2 separate regions of the Mus musculus genome follow, and region 2 is linked to region 1. The links are chromatin contacts, found by Hi-C or POLR2A ChIA-PET in ENCODE. All regions are on one chromosome and are shown on one strand. The core of a region is the stretch at or near the end of the contact, and the rest is flanking DNA. Distances in the headings are between cores, read along the strand shown.

Evidence for each region. A loop is a pair of places that touch in the nucleus more often than their neighbours do. ChIA-PET counts read pairs that join two places held with the same protein, here RNA polymerase II (POLR2A).
Region 2: a map of left cerebral cortex shows a loop between it and region 1 (5-fold over the local background). The contact joins the promoter of Nus1 here to the promoter of Gopc in region 1. A Hi-C loop is called at or near these places in 14 of 37 maps with a recorded cell type or tissue (T-helper 17 cell, T-helper 2 cell, adrenal gland and 4 more). POLR2A ChIA-PET finds 5 or more read pairs at or near these places in 4 of 5 experiments (Patski and embryonic stem cell).

What each region holds. Positions count from the first base shown.
Region 1 is chr10:52,378,420-52,384,934 of GRCm38, reverse strand. Gopc (golgi associated PDZ and coiled-coil motif containing) reads left to right here and starts at 2,811. Exons shown (of 9, transcript NM_001199272.1): 1 at 2,811-3,324. The coding sequence starts at 3,037. It also overlaps the pseudogene Rps19-ps10.
Region 2 is chr10:52,414,116-52,420,317 of GRCm38, reverse strand. It overlaps Nus1 (NUS1 dehydrodolichyl diphosphate synthase subunit), which reads right to left and starts at 2,771. Exons shown (of 5, transcript NM_030250.2): 1 at 2,150-2,771. The coding sequence starts at 2,576.

The DNA.
Region 1 (6,515 bases), core at 1,562-4,061:
ACATGAGCTGCTTCCACAGCACGGCACCTGTACCTCCACGGGGGTGCAGGGGTTGGTTCTATGACCAAGATCTACAGAGGAAGGCAGAGAAATGGTGTCAGGCCCAGCCACTTCAGCAGCGGCTCTAAGAGTGTGGCCCACCGGGACCTCCAAGCCCTGGAGGGGCTGAAAATGGTGGAAAAGGACCAAGATGGGGGCGGAAAGCTAACACCTCAGGGACAGAGAGATCTGGACAGGATCTCAGGACAGGTGGCAACTGCCAACAAGAAGCATTAGATGGATGCTGGGTTAATAAATTGTCTCATTCATTAAAAAAATAAAAGAATGGTCACATAAGCACAAAATATACTTCAGAGTCTCTCACGTAATTAGTAAATTTGGTATTTTAAAAGAAATATAATTTGCACTTGTGTGATTTATCTAAAAGGCGTTACAATGGGAAATGCATTTTTACACGTTGTTTATAGTTTTATATGTATACACCTGAGAAATACTGTCTCAAAAGGCTTTCACAAAAGGTCTGCCAATTTTTCATACTAGCAATATGAAATAGATTCCTTATTCTTCTGTATCCTGTAGCTAATGCCAAAGAGACCTACATTAAAATGTCTGCTGTGTGCCATTACTAAAACATTTAATCTGTCTACAATGTACTTATAAAAGAGTAATTATACTTACTGTAGGATGCTTTGAGAATCAAAGAAATAACTCTATACATAGAGCATTCTTAATTAAAAGGTATCGTTATTGTTCCAAGTATTTCCCCATTCTCACACAGTAAGTTTTATTTATTTATTTCATGTTCCTCAGCAGGCAGGGAGAAGTATCATTAGAGAAAATAGCCTGGAGTTTTCTCAGTGTTCTTGCAAATATTGTATACAAAAATATAACAGACTGGCATGAGGGGTGGTAGGCAAGGAGACTGGAGAGATGGCTTAGTAGATAAGAGTATTTGCTGAAGAGGAATTTAGTTCCTAGAACTCACATAGTGGCTAACAGAATCTGTAATTCCAGTTCCAGAGGGTCTGGTACTCTATTCTGGCCTTTGTGAGAGCCATGCATGCTTATGATACACAGACATACACATACATTTAGGGCAAACACACACACACACACACACATTTAGGCCAAACACCCATCAAGCCTCTTTTTCCACATTCATGTTCTGTTGTGACTTCCAGAATTGCAAAATCCCAAATCAAAGCGGGCAAAATGTTCTATTAGGAAACCTCATAAACATTTAAAGTCACCACTGAATACCAAGAAAATGAGCACACAGGATGTGGCAACTGCTACATAGTCACATCTACTGCTAAGTAGCAGATAGTGGGATGTGTGTGTGTGTGTGTGTGTATAGGTAGGTAGATATAGATAAATTATTTTATTATATATTTATATATAAAATACAACCAACCATTCGAAGAGGATGTTTTATACTATTGTGTACTAAGCCTATGAGACAGTCTCTGACTAAACTCAAGGGAAGAGTTGCATGGTTAGTTTTACTTGTCTAAGTTTGCTGAAGTCATAATAGCTTTTGCTTGATGGTAAGCAGTCATGCATTGGAGTAACCAGAGTGCAAACTAAATCTGTTATTTCTTAATTCTTATTGGTACTGCTTTGATGAGAGGCACACAATGCCATGCAGACTTTGGTTGATGATTTATTAGAAAGGTCCGTCCCAAGAACAACTTCCGAAAGATTATGGACTAATTTTCCACATACTCCCGTAGGCGAGTCAGGAAGCACAATTCCTACCTGCCTACTCTAATTAGTCTGGCTTCTCCTTTCCCTTCCGGACAGTCTACTGTTGGTTTAGACAGGGGTGGAGTTGGAGAAGTGGAAGAGATGAGAGGCAGGACACAAAGAAAGCTCTTGATAAATGCTCTCAAATGCACGCAACACTGGAATTAAAAGTCGTGAGAGCCTCACTGTCTTACTAGTTCGGCTTGGATGAGGTCGTTTCATTAGATTTTATGTCCTCAGTGCCTCAATCGGGATATGTATTCAATGTTTATGAACATATGAAAATAACATGGGAACGAGCACAATACTAGTTTATAAGATGATTACAGCATCCCAAGTGGTTGCTTTAGAAATATACGATCTGTGATGCAGTAAGATGAGTGCTATGTACCAAGTGATAACACTTTCACTTTACCTTAATTGCCAAGTGAAGTAAACTTTGGAAACCTTGTTACCCAAGCAAGGTAACACCACTGAGGTGGGGCAGCTAGTATGTAATAATACATTGGCCTAGAACCCCAGCTTGTCAATCATAGAAGGAGGAACCATTGATTCAACAAAACTTGCTCAGTAGCTTCCATAGGCAGCTTCTGGCTGGAATGCACCGTCAGGTTTAGCAACATTAGCCAGTGTCCCCACCCTCCCGCCCTAAGAGCTGGAAATCGGAAGAGAAAACGTGGCTATTGCGCATGCACACACGGCCCTCCCCGCTCCCACCCGAGCCCCTTGACACCCCAGTAGCAACTTTGCTAGACGTCTGTGGACCGGTTCCAGGCCCACTGTGAAGCCAAACTGGCGGAAGCCGGTCCCCTCTGCGACGTGGAATCTTTCCCTTCCCTTCCTCCGGTCTTCCCCACTTGCAAGGGGCCACCTCAACCCTTTGCTTCTCAGGGTTTTGCCGGTCGTCAAAATGGTCGCAGACAGGCTTGTGGAGGCGAAGGCTTTTCATTGGCTAAGCTCTCGTACGGCCCCGCCCACTTTCTCCCTCTGGGCTGCGCCTGCTCTGGGCTCCGCTACGCACGCGCGGCGGGGGCGGGCCGGCTTGCGGGCGGGGCGGGTCTTCCGTGTCGCTGTCGCTGCTTCAGCCCCGCTTCCTTTGCTGCTCTGGAGCTGCGCTGCCGGCGTTGGCGGCGCGAGGGAAGGGAGGGGACCGGCGGGTGTGTGTCTGTGTGTGTGTGCGTGTGTGTCTGTGTGTGCGCGCGCGCGGGGGGCGCCGCGGTGCTAGCAGTTCCCCTCGCGCGGGGCGGGCGGCCAGAGTGAGCAGCAGTCGGCGAGGCCCTGGACGGCGCCATGTCGGCGGGTGGCCCATGCCCGGCGGGAGCCGGCGGCGGCCCAGGGGGCTCCTCCTGCCCTGTGGGGGTCTCCCCTGGCGGGGTGTCCATGTTCCGATGGCTTGAGGTGCTGGAGAAGGAGTTCGACAAGGCCTTCGTGGATGTGGATCTGCTTTTGGGCGAGATCGATCCGGACCAGGCGGACATCACTTATGAGGGGCGTCAGAAGATGACCAGCCTTAGCTCCTGCTTTGCGCAGCTATGCCACAAAGCCCAGACTGTGTCCCAGATCAACCACAAGCTTGAGGTGAGCCTCGGGGGCTGGCAGCAATAGCATTCAACCCCAGGCTGTCCGAGGTCGTTAGATCCCATTTAAAGCACTAGGAAAATGATCCTTAAAAACCTACCCACTGGACACCTCAGCTTCGAATGCGATGGAGAGTGCGTTTTATACGTGAGTGAAGCAAAGGAGTGCGGAGCGGGTGGGGGAGGAAAAGGATGCAGACTGATGTGTGGGTCTCCAGACGTCCTGTCATCCACCTCCCAGCATCTCATGCGGTGGGGACAGGAGCTAATCACACTACCTGCCTTGTAGGTGTTATTACCAAGATCTTCTGTCGGGGAATACCTCAACTCTCCTCTTCTGCTTTGATAATGACAAGCTAGATGATGTATTTTCAGACAGATGCAGCTCTGATTATTTTCATCCAATAGCCCAGATCAACGTCCGTGTCTGTACACAGAGACATGCATGAACTTAGGGGAATCCGATCAAAGCTCTTGGGGAAATGTAATGGAATATATATGTTCCTATCTACCTTCTCAGTTTACATTCACACTTGGCAGATATTACGGGCAGCTATGTCTTTAGAGCTGTCAATATTCAAATAACTTCTAGTATTGAGTGAGATGGTATGTCTTTGTATTTTACAGTATTTTCCCTAATTTCAGACCTTTGAGACTATGTAAAGACAATCCTTTGCTTAGGTCTCTAATCAGAGCAAGGGGAGTGTGATTGCAAACAGGAATTCCAAACCTCCCATTTTGTGTGGAAAATTCAACTAGGCCAGTATTACAAGATTTAGAAATTATGGTGTACTAACATTATATGGGAAACCTTTTAAAAATAGACAATTTCAGTAGAGAGTAGCTCTTTGATTTTAAAAAGGATTAAAAAAAAAGAGAGATACTTTGTTATGTGTGAAGTTCTTTGTGCCTTAGCTTTCTTAAGAGCTCCTCTTTACTGTTAACTGTAATAATGATAGGGCCTGTTGTGTACAGATTCATGTGTATGCTAGATTGGTTTCCTGTCCTTGCTTAGTGCTCAACAGTCTTTCATATTAGTTAGCCATGAAAAACATTTGCCACTAATATTTGATTAGCATCTTACATATTCAGGATGCTATGGTTTCTTTTTGGAAAGAGTGGGATGAAAGTACTTATGTAAAAGCATTAAGTGTAGATAAGGCTGTCTCTTGATTTTTTTTTTTTTTCTCCAATGAATGGTAATTCCTAAAGCTGAGTTTTCAGGTAGTATTTAGTGGCTTTTAAAATGGTATTTTAGCTTTAAAGATCAAAGATTAAGAGTAGCTTTTGCCAAATAACTTACATACCATCTCCATATTTAACCATATACTGGAGATAAGTGGCTTTTAAAACATAAAACAATTTTAACTTGTTTTTTAAATGACCTAAGGAAGCTAAACAATAGTACTTTCTGATGTTAGCAATAAGGTCTGATTTTGAGAAAAATATTTTTTTCCCTATGACTAGAAGGTATTCAAGTTTTTTAAATTTTTAAATAATTTGAAAGAATATTTCTCTACTAGACTGTGCATGTAATAACTTGCGTGTTTTTTTTTCCAGGAAATTATACTTACATATTCTAAGTCCATGTCCCATCTTAGGAAGTAGCATTACTTCTTAAAGTAAAGAATGCTAGCATATCACAGTGTGTGGTTTTCAGTATAATTGCAACTCTTGATTCAGAGACCTTAGAAATGATGAGGAGGATAATTTGGTTTTTCTGCTTAGTATATTCAACTATACATGATTCACCTGTGACAATTTTTATACATAAGACATCTTACATAGTTTTCGTATTATAACTGTGTACTGCTGTGAAAAGACTTATGGCCAGTCACAACTTTCCAAGTACACCTAGTGTGCCATATTCAGACTCTTGGGATGTTCTGTGAACTGTTGACAATCTACTGAGATCCTCAGTGTTAATCTTATAAGAGATTTTGGTGCTTTCTTACTCAGTCTTAATTTTGTCTCAATAAGTAAACTAGGCCTTCTGACTAGTCTTTAAGGATGCTGAAGTCATAGGTGACGCTGCTTGCTATCCGTGTAATAAACGTATACCAAGTTTAGTTGTTTCAGAGATTAGTACTTATAATAGAATGTTTTTATAGTCTCAAGACATGGATAACTCCAGGGTGGGTAATTTGTATCCGTAATCTCAGTCTTTAGATGGTGGAGACAGGAGGATCAGAAGTTTCAGGCCAGTCTGGGCCACATGAAACCCTGTCTTAAGAAAACAGATATAGATAAATGAATAAAACAAACAATACTTACACAAAAGGAACGTTCATATCCTTCCAAAATGCAACTTTTACTCTGTCCTTCTGTTTTTAGGTAATACTACATCAAATTAATCTAGTGGTTGGGAAAACACTTTTTTTTTTTAGTATAGAGTAGAGTTTATTTAGGACATGGGAAGGGGAGTTGAGAAGGAAGTAGAGATGGGGGAGTGGGGTTGGAGGGGGGAGAATAGACTGGACAGGAACACGTGGGGGGAGGAGAAAGGGGTCAGAGAGGGAAGAGAGAGAGAATAGGAGCTGGAAAACACTGAAAAAAATTATTAGTTCCCTTTTAAATTAAATATAAATGCCATCCATGTAGCAGCTTTTTGCAGTAAGTTATATTTGGCAAGAGATGTATATAAAGGACTACGTTTGAAGAAAAAAAAAATCAGAATATTTTGAGTTGGCACTATTTCAACTTAAATTTCTCAAACTTTTACCTGCCTGAGAGTTCCCGCTATGGTGAGACCGTTGGTTGAGGCCCAGCTAGAGTCACCAATAAAATAAGAGTAACAGTGGCAGTAATAGCCATAGAGGACCAAAGGCCATGAGCCAGTGCGTTAAAATAACTCACCTCTGTTTTGGAATGTATGCTCTGTTTGCTCCTTTTAAGAAATAATAGCAAAACAATACACCTAGACTGCACATGGTGGTCCTTGCCTATAGTCCCAACACTATGGAAGTGGAGGGGGGAAGATCAAAGACACCCTCAGCTATACATTGAATTTGGGACCATCCTGGGCTACATGACACCCTGTTTCCAAAATCAAAAAAATAAACCTTCTATTACATGTCTTTCTTCCACAGTAGCTGAACTTGTTAATGTCTCTTTGAAGTGATTTAGTGTGCAAATCATTACTAGAGAAGTGTTAGGCCTTGGTCAAAAGTTATGTTGACATTAAACTGATGA
Region 2 (6,202 bases), core at 1,522-4,021, 35 kb before region 1:
CTCATTTGTCACGACTTACATATGGGTCTGCATTGATATATAGTAGCTATCCCTCCTTGAAAGTTTTCTCGTTTATGTACATGTCAATACACAAAAACTTTTCTAAATATCTATAGCAAAACAATCTTAAATAGAGGCATACTAGAGGAAACAGAAGAACGTTTAAACACCTTTACCTATTCCAAGGTCTCTCTGTACTTTCAAACCTGAGCTTTCCCTTCCGGCTATCACCTCCTCTCCCCTCCCCTATCTTTTCCCCATTGTGTGTCTAAAACTATAAATTGTCCAGCACACTTATATTAGATGTATTCGTTATGTTCTGTTCTCATTGACTCCTGCATGCTTTCTCATGCTTAGAAAGCTATGCTATTTCATATACACCCAACTTGGGCTTGCTGAAAGAAAGAACCAGTCAAAAGCCAGGATATGTAAAGATCTCTTATTCAAACTATGAAATTATGGCCTTTAAAACAAAGTGCTTCTACAGAAGCACACAGAATCCTTGAAGTCTATTCAGTTAAAAAAAAAAAATGCCCCTTAAATCCCCATTTAGTTCTAGGTCAAAACTTGGCTTAAGTTGGCTTCTTTTCCTTGCTAATAATTTTCCCTCAAAGAGCATATGACACAGGACTTGAATCACACCAGAAATTGAGTAACAGGAACTGCAGGAACAAGGAAGTGTGGATGTATTGTGAACTCCTGCTTGGAAGCAGTCTTGTCAAACAACTCAGCTCTAGCTTTCCTTCCTACTGGATGTACGTCAATCCACGTTACTTAATGCCTTTGATTTCCTTTTTTATTGTCTTATTATATCCCACACTACTGACTGCACTGGGTCAGGCAAGGGCCATGTCGCCTCCTAGACTTCTACTGGTTTCATGAGTCCTTCGGGAAACTCTGTATTGTCAGTCTCTGAATATATTGCACTTTACCCTATAGGGCAAATTATCACTTCAGATGACAGACTCCTGGGGAGTCATCCTCCTTGCTAGCTGTAAAAGAGAATAAAGTAGTCAGAGGTTACTATTACCCCAACCAAACCCCAAACTCAAATACATAGCTGACAAAGATTTAAAGGCAAAACTCAAAATTGCTTCTCCGGAGCATGCAGGCAGTTTACCGGAGAAGAAAGCCGTCATTTTTCTTTCCTGCATACCAATCCTCCTGACTCACCCTACTCAGCCCATCTCTAGCTTTAAGGAAACACCAAGGCACTTAGACTTGACGGAAATGCAAGGCTGACATTTAGAGCCTCCTCTTTATCTCGCTCCTGGTCTTCAATCCCCTACTAACATTTCATCTCCTCTACCCCAACTCTCAAGTTCCTCCTTTCAGAATCTCCTTTCTAGTAGAAACACTCCCCAAATGTCATCCATCACCTCTGTGAGTGTGTCCCTTTCTCCCCTCCAGCCTGAGACGAAGGCAAAATTCCAAGAAATATATTTGCCATTATAACTAACGCTTTAGGCTTGTCATGCAGTAAGTGTTGAGTTCTGTCCTTAACAAACCCGTGGTGAAATCCACTGCCTTGATTACTTGAAGGAACACAAGTGTATCTAGTACTGTACTGGCCTCTAAGGTGAAATGGCAACACGTGATTTCAGGCCTTTTTCCAGGCCTATCAAAACTCTCACACACTTTTCAGAAACCCCATTCAAATGCCACCTAACTCCAAGAGAGCTCATTTGGAAATCCTACAATGCAGCTCACGTATAAAGCCGCCACTGCTTGGTCGCCCTTAAGATGAGTTCATTGAACCCCCTTGAAGAGACACTTTGAAGAGCGCACAGACTGGTTAACTCCCCGTTACTTTTATGACCTTGGGCAAATCAGTTAATGTTCTGAACGTCAGCTCCCTCTTTCGTGAAACAAAGCCAGAGAAAACCACCTCCCTTAACGGACTACATTAAATATCTTTTACATGTTACAAACACTAACCAAATCTAAAGACTTTGTCAACGTCAACGTTCAATAAGACTGATCTCCCTTCCTCGAAAGCACCAGCACAGTGTAAGGGCCAAGGGCTACCGAAACTCGCAGGGCCTGGAGAGGGCGGCGGCCTCGCAGGACGACCGGGAACAAACTAGCTAGAAACGTAGTCCTCAGACTCGGAAGTGCCTCGGTCACCCCACCTCCCACCCGGCCTCACCTTGGTGGTCGTAGACGCTAATGTAGGAGATCCCCACGGCCATACACCACACCACGAGGCTGGCGATGTCTGAGAAGCTGGGCTCCTGCACTTCCTCCGTGACCAACAGGCCCATGTGCACCGGCAGCTTCTGCAGGGACCGGACGTCCGCGCGCCAGCGCAGCCGAGGATGGGTGGCGGCCGGTCCCGGTCCCGGTCCCGGTCCCCCGTGCGGGTGCCGGTGATGACGCCGGTTCCTGCCGACGGCCCGGGGCTTGCGGAGCGTGAAGCCGAGCGGCGCTAGGACCGCGGCGGAGGCGGCGCGACAGCAGCGCCGCCAGATCCAGTTCCAGGTGCCGAAGCGAACGCGGAGCCAGGAGGTGAGCGTGAGGTGCAGGCAGAGCAGCGCGTGCAGCACCCGCCACACCAGCTCGTACAGCCCCGTCATACTCCTGTGGCGCTCGGGCACCGTCACCTCCCTCCGGCCCACACCCGCGGCGCGACAGGGTCTTATCCGCCCCAGCGGCCGGCGCGGGCCATCGCTCCGCGTCCCCCCACCCCCCGCGCCCGAGCCCCTCGCCACTGCCAACACCTCACCTAGCCCCCGCCGCCATCTTCCTCCGCCCTCCGCAGCCCCGCCCCCGTTAGTACATGGAGAGTTCTGATTGGCTGCCGGGGAACTCCGACGCGACCGGGAGTCGTGGCTGGAGCCGCCACCGCACTGCTAAAGAGAGCGTGCGCTTGAGAATGAGGCTGGCTCCGGGCCGCTGGCGCCCCCTGGGGATGAGGAGGGCGACGCGCCAACGCCTCTAGCCTTTCTCCTATGGAATGATTGGGCTGTTCCTCAGACTGAGGGGAGGATCTGCAGCTTGAGATTTGTTGCCTATCTCCCCCTCACGGCCATGACAGAAACGATTCCCAAGGAGTTAAAAGCAATCTAAATGAACTGGAAGTTACACAGAGAGAATCCACCACCGCATCAGCAAGTGTAGATGCTGGAAATCGACCACGGTCCCCAAACAGAAGTGTTCTTGTCCCCAAAGGCTCAAGTGTTCTTGGAGAGGTCTCATCACAGTTCTTTGTCCAATCTTCCGACGAGAATAGAACGTCCCAGAATGGGAATGAAGTCCTACAGCATAGGACCTGGAAACAGACTGTTAGGGTCTGACACTGTTAGGGTCCCTAACAAATCAAGCTCTGCCACCTGTCCTTCATAGACCAATGACACAATAGAAGGTAAATACAGAAAAGCGAAACTGATTCAATGTGGCCACTCTGAGAAGAGAATCAGTGCCCAGATACAGTTGGATCTGTGTAATACAGACATATTTTTTACTGTATAGCCCCTTTTCCCATTAGGAAATGTCTACAGGCCTTAATGTTTTGGCCATTGTCACCTGTTTTAATTGGTCTCATTTCTGTAAGAATTGCTTTGCTTTAGTTTAAAACGTGAGTCTCATGTCCATCTGCAAGTTTTGTTGCCTTTGGCAGGAAATGCCTGTGGAGGAATTTTAATTGGGCAACATGGCTCCTCTCAATAACCGTAGCCAAAGATATGATCTGGCCATGATCCACACTGGATTACAGTATGATCTGGCTGGAATACACACACTCCCTTAGCACATACCTGTAATCCCTGACAATGAAGATAAGGCTAGTTTGTTGAAGGAAGCATCCATGTTTGAAATTGATGTTTAATTGAAGGGCAAAGTTATGAATCAGGAAAAAAATTGAGTGAGAGATAGGATACGTCCAACTCACAGAAAAACAGACAGGAAACAGATGCTAGTTATGGGAGGGAGGAGAGAGAGAGAGAGAGAGAGAGAGAGAGAGAGAGAGAGAGAGGTGGAGTGGGGAGGTGGGTAGTATATGTGTATGGCAGTTTTACAAAAACAGTTTTACTGAGATAGGTTACAGAGGGAACAAACTAGATACAAGTGAAGACAGAATGAGTCAGAGAATGAGAGTCAGAACATATTAGAACATATTGCCAAAGTTAGTATGAAGCCAGTCAGAGCAATTCAGTAAGAAGCCAGATTGAATCAGTCAGCTCAGAAGATTAGATTGTATGGAGGCTAGAAGGTTCCAGGCATAGATCTAGGGATATTTAGAACAGAGAAGGAAACACTCTGGGTTCATTCCAAGCCATGTATCCATATAACCTGGGTACAGCTCTCATCTCATCCCTTCCTCTGAGGAAATAAAAGAGACATTTACAAGTGTCAGCTAAGGCTGAGGCACGCCCTACACACTTCTCTCCCTCTTGGTCTGATAGCCATAGCTCTTCTGAGAGTAGATAAAGTAGTGGAAGAGGGGGAAGACCATGAACAACAGCAAAATGCAGTCTTCTGCACTGGCTGCAGCTTAATGTTCTACAGCCCAGATGATGTCCTAGGGAAGCTGCTAGACACTCACTGAGACCTAGCTGACTGTCCCAGAGGCACCAAACCTGACCATCCCAGCTGCCACCCTATCATGTTTCTTTGATGTGCTTAGCTCTTTGCTCTCATGCTCCCTACTCTGGCAAGATTAAAGCCATTAGTCTCATGGATCCTTTACCTCTAGGCAGCCGATTTCCTTCTAAAATAGCTGAAGCAGGTAGGCGATTCTCTTATACTAAGGATGTTCAGCTTCCTAATGGGATAGAGCAGTGGAGGACCACTATGCTGCTTTTGTGGCTCTCAGTAGACTAGGGACAGAATTGTCTTATGCAGGACAGTTCTCTGTGTCACTTTGGACTGACATAGTTCTCCTGCTTCCCTAGAGTTCTCAGAAATAACTGTAAATGTGTTTAGAATGTAACATCTTAGGACACTGAAGTACTAGCCTCAACAACTGGGTCTTTATTCTAATACTCCGGTAGAAATGATGTTCTTCAGCACCTAGCAAGCAGTCCAGATTATAAAGTTCTGCACAGGCCACTTTCTGTGGTGCCTCATCTACAGTGGAAATGAGATATTTGAAAAAGAGATTCGAGAGCTGGAGAGATGGCTCAGTGGTTAAGAGCACTGACTGTTCTTCTAAAGGTCCTGAGTTCAAACCCCACAATCACATGGTAGCTCACAACCATCTATAATGAGATCAGATGTCCTCTTCTGGTGTGTCTGAAAACAGCTACAGTATGCTTATATATAATAAATAAATACATGTTTTTTTTAAAAAGAAAAGAAAAAATTAATTAAAATAAGATATTTTTTAAAAAGAAAGAAAAGAAAAGAAAAGAAAGGAAAAGAAAAGAAAAGAAAAGAAAAGAAAAGAAAAGAAAAGAAAAGAAAAGAGAAAATTCCATTCTCTCTGGACAGATTTTTTGGAGTCCTAGACTTCTGTTGTCTCCTTCTGCCTACCTATAATAAGTGCACCTTGTCTAATTAGATGTGTGGGTACAGTTTTGCCTCATTAGATTGGGGCAATAGTAAAAGCGCATCCAAGATACAGTGGCACAGCACGGCAAAACACTGTGAATCTTCATCTGGCAGTGTTTCCCAAACTCTGGCCCGTCTCTGCCCTCGGAGAATGTCTCTCACGCTCAGCTGCTATTCTGAACTACCATTCCTCCGAAGAATAGGGAACAAATTACCCATGAAAGGAGTTACAGACACAAAGTTTGGAGCTAAGACAAAAGGATGGACTATCCAGAGACTACCCCACCCATGGATCCATCCCATAATCAGCCACCAAACCCAGACACTATTGCATATGTTAGCAAGATTTTGCTGAAGAGACCCTGATATAGCTGTCTCTTGTGAGGCTATGCCAGTGCAGAAGTGGATGCTCACAGTCATATATAGAACGGAACACAGGGCCCCCAATGGAGGAGCTAGAGAAAGTTCCCAAGGAGCTAAAGGGGTCTGCAACCCCATAGGTGGAACAACAATATGAACTAACCAGTACCCCCAGAGCTTGTGTCTCTAGCTGCATATGTAGCAGAAGATAGCCTAGTCGGCCATCATTGGGAAGAGAGGCTCCTTGGTCTTGCAAACTTTATATGCTCCAGTACAGGGGAACTCCAGGGCCAAGAAGTGGGAGTGGGTGAGTAGAGGAGCAGGGCAGGGGGAAGGTATAGGGAACTTTCAG